Linked DNA regions of Homo sapiens: regions 1 and 2 are each linked to region 3. Evidence: chromatin contacts called from ENCODE Hi-C or POLR2A ChIA-PET data. All regions are on one chromosome and are shown on one strand. The core of a region is the stretch at or near the end of the contact, and the rest is flanking DNA. Distances in the headings are between cores, read along the strand shown.

Region 1 (3,572 bases), core at 226-2,725, 1.1 Mb after region 3:
ATGGGAAATGTCCCTAAGGGAAAGGCATGAGAAGCTGGAGTCGCTGCCTTTCTTTCGGGTGCTTCCCTGGAAAAAAGGTATCCGAGGCTATAGTGTTCGAGAGAGAGAGAGATGGAGACGGGCAGCACCACAGCAACTTTGGCCAGGCTGTTTTCAGCCATTTCAATCCATCCCTTCCATATGGATAGTAAATGAGGTTTTTCTCAAGAGGCCTGTTGGGAACTAAACCCATGAGAAAATGGAATGAGAACTCCTCACTTTAGACTAAGGCTTTAGGTTGACCAAGTACACATTGCATATACATAGCTTGCAGGTCTCAGAAACGTGAGCTAGGTAGCAGTGTTTCCACTGTACACAGGAGCCAGAGGCTCAGTGCGCCTCTGAGTTGCCCAGGGTTACGTATCTTGTAAGAGACAGAGCCCATGCACAAAGATTTGACTGCAAAGCCTGGTTCCCCCACTATTACAACACTGAAAACACTCTGTAAACTATAACTCACCCTGCAAATATTAGTTTTTATGTCAGCCCCCTCTCAAGGGCCTAAGAGGTGTTGAGTTGCCTGGTAATAGATCCGTTTCCACTTATCCAGGAAAGGAATTCCTTGGACAAACCAGCAGCTTTCCTCAGACAACCCTCCCTTTGTGAATCAGGTGTGGGGGGACCCATTGCAGGCTCGTTAACATGTTTGGGGAATGCTCATGGAGCACCAGGTCCCATGCTAAGCATTAGCATTTAATCTTCCAAAAAGTCTGAGATAGGATGATTAGGTTTACAGGTGAGGAAACCTAAACGTCATACAGCTGCTGCAGCCAGCACCTGGCTCTGGGGTGTCTGACTCCCAGGCTCCAGCTGTCAGTTCTTTTACAGTATGCTATTTTGTCTTTGTCCTGCATTTTACAGGGTGGCACATGGAAGAGGCACGGGAGAGCAAATATCCTGCCTTCCAACAGAAGCCTTTCAAGAGGAATGAGGAGGAGGACAAAGCCACTGATTAAATTGATTAGTTAAAATTAAAAATTAAGCCAACTGATGAAGTTAAAATAGGGTGCCTATTGTGGTTGGCATGGCATTTTAAATTAGAATTGAAATGGAAACAGCATCACAGTTTCCCCCACACCTTATCCAGGCAGCCATGTACTATGGGGGTATTTAAACTACCTGCAGGCTGGAGAGGAGGGCGGGGGAGTGCAGGAGGGCTTTTGCAGAAGTCAGGAAACCAGCTCACCTGCAATGCTGAAACAATGAAACCAAGAAGGGAGGGGAGTCAGAAAACTAATAGCACAACCCTAAGCAGTTCCTGGAGTCAAACACCTGTGGTTTTTCATGCACTAAATATAGTGGAAGTTGGGTCATCTTATCCTTAAATAAACACTACAGCTAGCAAAGACTTTTTTGAAAAGAATCTTTACATTGGCTCAGGTAAGCGGGAGCCTGGGAGAAGCAGCGCTTGGGTGGCTGTGAATGGTCTGCGGCAGCCTCTGGTCCTCATATCCCCTGCTATCTCAGGATCCCACACAAAACATTCCTCTGTGGTTTTTTCCCTGCTCTTAAGTCAACTGCATGTACCTTGTTGTCCCTGTGCCCTTCATCCCCTCCCCCTACCGTGAGAGATCAGTTTCCTTGGCCTTCACCTGATCTGACCAGGAACAGCAGGAGAGGTGCTCCCTCTCTCTCTCTAGCTCTGGCAAAAGAGGCAGCTTTTCAGCAGGCTTATTTTCCATCCTACTTTAGATATTACTGAAAGGAAATGAACTCTTCTTTGACTTTGCCTTTTGAATTTTGGATGCTGCTGAATCGGGCACAGTCCCTCCTTTAGGAAACATTAAACCAGAGGCTTGTGGCCAGGTTTCTGGCTTGCTGTTTGAGTGGCAGTTTGGTGCCCAGTAGGGTTCAAGGGATTCAAAGTGAGGAGCCCTTTACAGACAGGCAGTGGGGCAGAAGAGCTGGAGCTTTGGAGCTGGAGACTCCAGCTCAGCATGCTCCTCTGCTCCCCTTGTGATTGCATAAACCGCTCCAAGCCCAGTGCCCTTGTGGGTACAATGCAGGTGATGATGATGCCGGCTTTGGGGCTCCTAAGAATTAGGAAAGCCAGGTATTTTTTTAATAAAGCTCCAAGCCCAGTACCGGGTGCCCGTAGACGGTATCTATTACTTGATATCCTCTGCTCTAGAGGAGTTTACAGTCTGCTTTGGGAGTTAAGAGAAATGTCTTAAGTGGTATTTAAAGCATTAACATATGTGTGCCACAGATTCTTTGGTTCTGCTGGACATCAGGAAGTAAAAACACTGGCTACAATTTATTAAGACCTAAAGAGGCCAGTTAAGGGCATGATACACACTTTCACGATGCTCGTGACAGCCCTGCCAGCTAAGGGCAGTAGTCTCTCTCCCTACTCCACCCACTACTTAACGGAAGAGAAACTAAGGCTCAGAGAGGTTGAGCAACACACCACAGCCTGCACAGCTGCCTGGGCTGGCAGTTTCACACCTGGCGCCAAGACAGTGTGGACCGTGTCCAGCTGCTGGGCTGGGAGCCTAGGGCACTGGCCAGTGCTCTGTCCTGGCCGACTGCCCTGATGCCCATTGGCCTGTGGGTTGCAATATCATCATAATTCCTACTAAGCAACCCATTAGCCTCACTCTTGAGGTATTGCCAACTCACCGAAGTTCCCCAGAACTTCAGACCCACTTCTCCCACTCCTCTGCTGAGGGTAAGCAGAGAATGAAAGGTACTGCTCCGGAGGACTGTGGCAAACTCTATACACTGAAGTCATTTTGTCCTTTCACTGAGCAACTTCCCTGTACCAGGAATTAGAATCTGCACATTGAAAAGGCCCAGAACCCTCCTGCTCTAGTGTGGCAGGCACTTTTGTAAATGTGTGACCTGCTGGTTTTGCTGGGATGTGCACATTTCTAATAATGGTGTTGATCAACAAAGAGGACTTTGCATGGCAGGGGCGTGCCCTCCCTCCAAAGCTGCTGTTTCAGAGGTTCCTCCACCATGCAAGCCCTGGACCTGGGACACACTCACAGTCCCTAACATGGTTGTGTTTTCCTGTGAGACAAGTGCCTCTTCCACCCGAAGAGCATTTAGTGACTTCAAATAGGGTCAGCGGTCCAGGCCTGGTGAAAGAGGGCAGGGAGAGAGACCCTGCTCAGCCACGGGGGATCAGCTCGGGTGAGTCTCTGACCCCACCACGGTGGAAACCAATTAGAGAAATAACTTACTGGGGACATGATGAGGGTTGTTCTGAATCCAGAGGCAGCAATCTTTTTCTGCAAAGGCCTAAATAGTCAATATCATAGGCTTTGCGGGTCTCTGTCACAAATATTCCACCAATGTTGTATCACAGAAGCAGCCATCAATGACACACAAGGCTGTTCCCATAGAACTGTATTTATGGACACTGACATTCGAATTTCATGTCATTTTTACGTAGCATGAAATATTCCTTTGATTTTCCCCAATCATTTAAAATCCAGCCTATTTTGGCTGTTCACAAACCAGCAGCAGGACAGATTTGGCCCACTGGCTGGAGTTTCCAACCCATGAACTAGAGGACAGGGTGCCTC
Region 2 (3,947 bases), core at 534-3,033, 1.8 Mb before region 3:
TCTGTGCCTCAAATACTTTAGTTTTCAACTCAGCTGCTATAAATAATCATCTCGATGGTAAACATCCAGAACAGCTGCAAAACCAAACTATTACCTTCTCTTTTATTTTAGTCCCAGGGCTAAAACGAAACAAAAAGAAGGCCAAATATTTATCTAAGTTTTATGACTCAGGTATATCCCTACTGAAGTATATAAAGCCCCTCCTTACCCACACCAAGGATATCCATTATTGGTTAGTACCAAAAGAAAACCAAGGTATGTATTATAGTGCTCCTCAATGCAATATCAAGAATGTTTGCCTTTAGTTACTCAAAATGAAAATTACTCAGCATTTTAGTATAGAGTAGCTTATATCTGTGGGCTATAATTTGAAACCTACATTCTAAAAAAGTAGGTTAGTAGCAGTGGCTGAGAACTGCCAGTTCATACCAGCCTGATGAAAATTTAAGCCTCTCAAAAAGATTTAACTACCACAGTGCCTTTGAGCATTCTCCCTCTCCGCCCTGTCTCCCAACTGTTTAAAGAGCGCCATATTCTTTTACTCATTTAAGGTGCAAAACACGAAAATTAACTTGCCCAACAACGTTCAGATATTCTTTGCAGATTCAAGCCTGTTTCAGGGAGCGTTCTCTGCTTCACCTGTGAGTTAAGCAAGACGGCCGCCATCTGGGTGTTTCTAAGGGAAAACCTTAAAGCAAAAGAACCTTGGCACTAAGATTTCGTATTGATAAAATAGCATGGCAAAAATTTGAAGCTGTCTCCGACGGGGGAACTCTAAAACATTCTACATAGAATGACGAAGCCAGGCCGTTCATTGCACAATGTGGGTGGGCCAGGCGCTGGCACCATGAGAACTACAGGAGGTGGAAGGGAGGACACTACTGAGCTTTCAGGGCGCACGCCCATTCCCCAAGATAGAGGGGTGGGAGCCACGTGCCTAAAAGATTAGGGACTGGTTCCCTTTCTCAAGACGCCGAAGGGGAGACAATGAGGGGAAGGTTGGGTGCTGAGACCCTGCTCTAGGTGACTGGAGTAACGATGTCAATTCCGCCACACTACTGTGCCAGATGTGGCTGGGGAAAGGTGTCTTTAAACACTTCCCCTAAGATATCTAGATGGAGCAGGGTCTCAGTCTATACACAAAGAAGGCGCCACTGCCGCACTGCGCTCTGGTACTGGTAGTCAGATTCCCAAGCAGGTAACGGCCAGGAAACTACAGGGTCCAGAGTCAAAGTAGGCCCCTCTTCTCGGTCTCAGGCTCTTCCAACCTCACACAAAGGACCGCGCCACCACCCCCTCGCCCCGCCCGCCGGGACATGTAGTTCCCGTTTCCCCAGACAAGCCGCAGATGGGGAAGCAGCCAGACTACAGATCCCAGCAGCCTCCGCGCCCGAGCCCCGCACCCTCTGCCTCCATCTTGGCTGCTGTCGGAGCCTCCATTTTCGCTCCCTCCCCCCACTTTAGTCACCACCACCACTACCACCACGCGCAGCCGGCTGGCCTCAACTCCTCGTTTCAGCTCTGCGACCTGACATGAGGCCCAGGCAGTTGAACGGGAGACGTATGAAAAAGCCCAGGGCAGGGAATCGGGGTGCATTCTTCCCCACCTAGAGCTCTACGAGTGCCCACCTTGACTCAGAAGGCTTCTCGTTAGCCTTGGTCTTATTCTCAGCCCTTCCCCTGGGTTTCTGCTACCCCCAGTTGGACCCTGAGGTCGTACTCACCCCAACAGCTCAGCGCCCCCTCTCCAGCGCCGCCATAAGCAGCACGGCCCGGTACGTAGGAATAAATCTCGCTTCTCTCGCGAGAGTTGCGGGCTCCGGGCGCGTGCACGAGAAGGGGCGGAGTGAAGCGTACTCTCAACACGCTTGCGCAGCAGGGCTAAGTGACGCCAAGCAGTTTGCTGCACTTAACCACAACCAACATGGTGGCTGCATTACATTACATTCCTTCTTGGGTGTGCTGCGGGAAGCAATCTCGGTGTTTACTGACTCCTCCTGGACACTAGGGGTGGCGGGTGGCTTTAGGCGTCTCTAGTCTTCGAGCGTTTGAATACGTTTTAGCCCACAATAATGGGGTAAACCTTGAAGGCCAACAATTCTGATGGCATATTCAGGAGTCATAAAAAATGATTTATCTTTTCCCAGCAAAAATCCGGAAGGACCTCACACTCGTTTCTTCTTATAGTGCAAGCATTCTTTCTTACGTCTACTGTTTTAGAGGAATTTCATTAGTATAGAGTCAGCTTTGTAGCAAGGTAATTTAGAAATCTAAATGAGACCTTTGTTTTCCACGAAAAACATTGCAACAGATGCACAAGAGTGAGCAAGGCTGCATAATCACTAAACAAAATGAAACAAATTCAGTCAACTGACCTTTCAAGTTACGAAAGATATTCCTGTTGTGTCAGGTAATCAAAGAGGGTGGATCAGTAATTAAAAGGTTGAAATAAGAGCAAAGAGATGATTCATCCAATGGGGGAAGAAGGAAGGAGAAAAATGGGTAATTATGACCACAGGAAGTTCAATGGATTATCCCCTGCCAGACAGTAGAGCATGCTCCTCTGGTGAGAGGAATGCTTTTCCCAGATTCAATGCTTCTGTTTTCACAGATTCACTGGCTCTCTCACTTGACAGTATTGGATAAATAATGAGCAGCCAGTCTTCTGAGAACTCTCCTACCCACTTTTTGCTTACAACACATTTATTTGACATGTTGTATGTGTAACCACTGGGAAGTATACAGTTGTAAAGAAAATCGGATATAGACTTGTCCTCAAGGAACTTTTAGTCTAGCATCATTGATGATCACAAAAACAAATCTAAACATACACATTGGAATAAGTGCAATGAAGGAAAGACAACCTTCAATTCAACCTCTTGAATTCTAAGAGGAGGCCGTGTCCCATTTCTGTTCAAAAATTTCCTCACCACCTTTGTTGCTGGTGTCCAGTCCCATGTATAACACCTCAAAACTGCCTTTTTGCTCTCTTTGATGCCTTCCCACGCTTTCCTAAGCACAAATATTTGCTTCATTTTCAATGCTTTCATAGCTCACTCTATTGTAATTATTAGTTTTTACTAGGTAGTAATACTCTAGCACAGAGCTTATGAAATTCATCTTTGCATCCCTGGTTGTTGACAGTGCCCGCTCTCAACAACTCTCAAAAGCTTGTTGAATAAATAGCACTGGACAACAGTATGATAAGTTGTTAGAAATTGGAATATATTTCTGGGAAACTACAGAATGTAAATTTTTTTTTTTTTCAGATGGAGTTCACTCGTGTTGCCTAGGCTGGAGTGCAATGGCATGATCTCAGCTCACTGCAACCTCCGCCTCCCGGGTTCAAGCAATTCTCCTGCCTCAGCCTCCTGAGTAGGTGGGATTACAGGCGTGCACCACCACACCCGGCTAATTTTTGTATTTTTGGTAGAGACAGGGTTTCACCATGTTGGCCAGGCTGGTCTCGAACTCCAGATGTCGTGATCCACCCGCCTCAGCCTCCCAAAGTGCTGGGATTACAGGCATGAGCCACCGCACCCGACCTAATTTTGTATTTTTAGTAGAGACAGAGTTTCTCCATGTTGGTCAGGCTGGTCTCCAACTCCTTACCTCAGGTGATCCGCCCACCTCGGCCTACCAAAGTGCTGGGATTGCAGGCATGAGCCACCACGCCTGGCCCAGAATGTAAATATTTCAAACCAGCTGTTTTGTTTAATTCACCCAGTTCTTAAATCGAGATCTCCCCTTCCTGCAATACAGCTGGTCTGTGTATTCTAATCTAATGTTATAGAGAAACTGTACCAGGCTCTTGCGCTAGATATGAGGTCATGTGAAACTAATTAGGTAATTAGGTAATTCTACTTTTAGTATACATTCTCAAATATCACAGCAATAGGAAATGTAAAAAAAAAAAAGTCTTACTAAATTATATCAATACAATTACT
Region 3 (3,940 bases), core at 306-2,805:
AGATTTTGAAGCCAGCAAGGCCCAGGGTGAACTCCCAAAGGCCTCCCCACACTAGATCTCCTCAGCTGTGAAGTAGAAATCATAATGCCCACCATAAAAGATTGTTTTCAGGTTTGAATAAAATTGAGAGTCTTTTTACACTGGTTGACATGGAATAGGCTTTCAAAGGTTTTCTCTCTTTTTCTTTTAATGAGTTAGGTCAACATCAAGGTATTCACACTGTCTGAATTAACTGGGTGAGAACTGGGCATGGGGTGAGTTTTTGCTGTTTAAAAGCAAAGAGAGATGGAGGGAGGGAAAAAATTTTATCAGTGATCGCCTAAAAAGATTTTCTATGCTAGCCAGATAATTTTTGAAGGTTTTTTTGTTTTGAAGAATTTTGAATTTTTTTTAAATAAAGATATGAGGGTACCTAATACCTAATCAGCACTACATGTATAGAGTGATCACATATCTAAAAACAGGTCTGATCTCAAATATTCTGTTGCAGTGTTTCTACAAAACATCAACACCTCAATTTTAATAGTTCTTTTTGTATGGCCTGAAGTTGTAACTGGAACCCAAGTTTTATAGATGAAGTATCCTGATTTCTTATTTAGAAAATCTGGTCACCGTTAACTATGGGTTAATGAAAAGGAACTCTCAACCCCCAGCACAAATTCCTCTGCAAATTATTACTCAGGGCCTGAGATTCAGATTGACTGGTACTTTTTTTTTTTACTTAATCTAACACTTGTATGGCCCTGGCTCTGTGCCAGGCACTGTTGCAAGGGCTCTATAAATAGGTACTCACCACTGGGAGCAGTGGCTCATGCCTGTAATCCCAGCACTTTGGGAGGCCAAGGCAGGTGGATCACTTGAGGTCAGGAGTTCCAGACCAGCCTGGCCAACATGGTGAAACCCCGTCTCTACTAAAAATACAAAATTAGCTGGGCGTGGTGGCACTCGCCTGTAATCCCAGTTACATGGGAGGCTGAGGCAGGAGAATCGCTTGAACCCGGGAGGTGGAGGTTGCAGTGGCCAAGACTGTGCCACTGCACTCCAGCCTGGGTGACAGAGCAAGACTCCATCTCAGAAAAAAAAAAAAAAAAAAAAAAAAAATCAGAATCCTAAAAACATATTAAGAAGGTTTTATTTCTAACCTTATTATTTTGCAGGTGAGGAAACTGAGGCACAACAATGTTAAGTAATGAAGCCAGATTTGAACCTGGACAATCTGACTGCAGAATCAGTGCTCTTAACCATTGTTTCTTATTTAGCTTGCTACATGGCATAAGGCTCTTAAAGATAGTGACATGATGCAGGGTTTCTCAGGATACAATCTATAGACAGCATTGGAACAGCAGATGTTGCAAATGAGAAAGTCAAACTGAGTTAAGCACACCTCCAAACCTACAGGTGAGGCACTAAGCTCTGTGGTTTCCAAATCATCGAATGCTAGAGCTGAAGAGGGCCTCAGAGAGCAAGACTCCAGTCAAGGAAGAAAAAGCCAGACCAGAAACAATAAAAAGAAAACGAGCAAACAAAGGAGTCACAAAGAAACAGAACTGTGGCAAATGACGCATTAGACGAAGACCAGCAATTCCACCCACAGAGGAGATACCAGCGGGCCAAGTGTGAGTCAGAAGGGACTGGTGAGGACTTGCGCACCAGTGAGCCTACAGGGAGGGGCCTGCCATGTGGAAACAGGAGCTGTGCCTCAGCTCCTGCCATGTGGAAACAGAGGCCCACCATTGCCAGGTTCCCAATTTTTCAAAAAAAGCCAGATATTCACATTTTGTGTGAAAATTCCTGTTCTTGAAAGTTGGCAACTAATTCAAATCTGAGCTTAGGGGTAACCCCAGCCAGGCTAGCCCTATCAGGACAAGGACAAAGGTGTTCCTGTTTTTGGCTGTATCCCCATATGTCTGGCATATGGACTTTCAATAAATATCTGTTGAATGAATTAACTAAAATGATTAAAATACAACTTAAATGTAGTTCAAAAGATAAGGCTTCCTGACAGAATAGCAAAATTTGACAGTCACCCCAAACCCTGGGCTTTGTGAAATCCCAAATTGCTGTGGAACCTGGCTGAAGAAGGAGGACTTCGTAAGGAGAGATGGAGAAAGAAGTTTAACTGGAGCTTAAAAATAAAATGGCTCAGGAGCCCTCATATACAACCAAAACAGACTCAGTTTTTCAGCCCCACTTTCTGCCTCATCACCAAAGCAAGATGGGAGGACCTGCGGGCTCCACCTTCCCAACTCCACAGCTGTCCCTTTTGAGATGTTCCCTCTCAAGTTTAAGTAGATTTTACCAACTAAGTGTTATAGGATGCAGGGCACCACACCAGATAAACTTGTACCCACTCATGGATGTCAGCCCCAATCAAACTTAACAGCCTCGCTATGGTTTGAGGAGGTTCACTGATGTCATTTCTTTCTTTTCTTTCTTTTTATTTTTCTCTTTCTTTCCCTCTCTCTCTCCCTCCTTCCCTCCCCTTCCTTCCTTCCTTCCTTTTTCTTTTTGGAGACAGGGTCTCATTCTGTCACCCAGGTTGGTGTGCAGTGGTGCAATCGTGGCTCACTGTAGCTTCAACCTCCTGGGCTCAAGTGATCCTTCTGCCTCAGCCTCCCAAGTAGCTAGAACTACAGTTGCATGCCACCACGCCCAGCTAATTTTTATATTTTTTGTAGAAACAAGGTCTCACTATGTTGCTCAGGCTGATCTCAAACTCGTGGGCTCAAGTGATCCTCCTCCCTGGGCCTTCTGAAGTGCTGAGATTACAAGCATGAGCCACCATGCCCAGCCAATGCCATACCTTAGAGACAAGCTAATCACTCTTCCGGGATTTGAAGGAAAGGGTTTTCTTGAGTTTGTTCTTAGAAATAAACAATGTAATTTTAAGATACTTCTCTCTCTCTCTCTAAAATATTTTAAGGCTCACACTGCCTGCAGATTTTAGCAGGTAAAGTAAAAGTTCATTTGACCAAAAAAAAAAAAAAAAGAAAGAAAAAAGAAAAATTCCCTTAAAAGTTTCAGTACCTGAATATATGAATATTGGTATTTCCCTCTGAATATAAGACATCATAATGGTGATTCATTTAAAGCCTCGTGCAAGCCCAGAGATAGCAGGGTCTTGGGGCATTTTTGCTCCCAAGTGAGCAGATGGATTTCTCATCTGGATATGGGTCACTGAGCACAGCCTTGTCCCTCTCACTTCTCTGCGTTTGGTCTTCACATCACGGCACATTTTCAGTTGATGCCTACTTGCAGTATCAGGATGTGTGGCAATCTGGGAAGCAACATCTCTATCTACACACCCATATATGCATTTATAGTATTGAGGAGCGGCCAATCTCCTAAAATGTCTAGGCTAGTAATTGTATCAAATAACCTGTCCTATTAAGGCCATAAATATTCTCATATTAGTCAGTCCCAATTTTGGGGGTAGAAAATGTGCTTACCAGGCATGGAGATAATAAAGAGGAGTAGCACTGTTTGTTTTAACTCAATCAAGTTTCATACAGTTGTGACTCTTGCCTAGCTCTTAGCAAGTCCAATCCAAGGAGCCCTAGGCCAGCTCAGCCTCAGTAATAATATTTAACAGTAGCAGCAGCACGAAGATTCACTGCAGGCTTACTATGTGACAAGCACTTGTTCCAAGAGCTGTTTGTGTATTAACTCATTTAATCCTCAACTCAACTCTGAGGTAGTTCTTATTATTCATTTATTTGTTCATCAAATGTTCATGGAGTCCTGCCTATGTGCCAGACACTGAAATAAGCAGGCAGGATATAGCAATGAACAAAACAGACAAAATCCCAGCCCTCTTGGAGTCTATTTTTCAGTGGAGGGAAGAACATAATAAATGAAAAAGTAAATATCTTTTATTTGGATGATGTTGGATGATGTTAAGTGCTATAGAGAAAAATAAAGCAGAGTGTGGGGGCTGAGG

What was found. A loop is a pair of places that touch in the nucleus more often than their neighbours do. ChIA-PET counts read pairs that join two places held with the same protein, here RNA polymerase II (POLR2A). Pooled maps may share reads with other maps.
Region 1: a map with no recorded cell type shows a loop between it and region 3 (3-fold over the local background). The contact joins two enhancer-like sites. A Hi-C loop is called at or near these places in 1 of 37 single-sample maps with no recorded cell type. POLR2A ChIA-PET finds 5 or more read pairs at or near these places in 2 of 52 experiments (CD4-positive, alpha-beta T cell and activated B cell).
Region 2: a pooled map shows a loop between it and region 3 (6-fold over the local background). The contact joins the promoter of CSDE1 here to the enhancer-like site in region 3. A Hi-C loop is called at or near these places in 3 of 37 single-sample maps with no recorded cell type and 4 of 50 pooled maps.

What each region holds. Positions count from the first base shown.
Region 1 is chr1:117,631,139-117,634,710 of GRCh38, forward strand. No RefSeq gene overlaps it. Among named protein-coding and RNA genes, the nearest start is that of TENT5C, 27 kb to the left of the region's middle. RefSeq lists an enhancer at 1-271. Within about 2 kb of position 1,476, at least 10 of the 41 ENCODE cell types and tissues checked have a DNase peak (open chromatin) inside an H3K27ac peak, as active enhancers do.
Region 2 is chr1:114,756,201-114,760,147 of GRCh38, forward strand. CSDE1 (cold shock domain containing E1) reads right to left here and starts at 1,784. Exons shown (of 20, transcript NM_001007553.3): 1 at 1,725-1,784. RefSeq lists enhancers at 1,181-1,500, 1,336-2,329, 1,701-1,990.
Region 3 is chr1:116,555,181-116,559,120 of GRCh38, forward strand. All of the region lies in intron 1 of CD58 (CD58 molecule), which reads right to left. It overlaps LOC105378925 (a long non-coding RNA gene), which reads left to right. Exons shown (of 3, transcript XR_947739.2): 3 at 1-3,940. Among named protein-coding and RNA genes, the nearest start is that of MIR548AC, 3.0 kb to the right of the region's middle. RefSeq lists enhancers at 1,404-1,653, 1,427-1,721, 3,398-3,447. Within about 2 kb of position 1,556, at least 19 of the 41 ENCODE cell types and tissues checked have a DNase peak (open chromatin) inside an H3K27ac peak, as active enhancers do.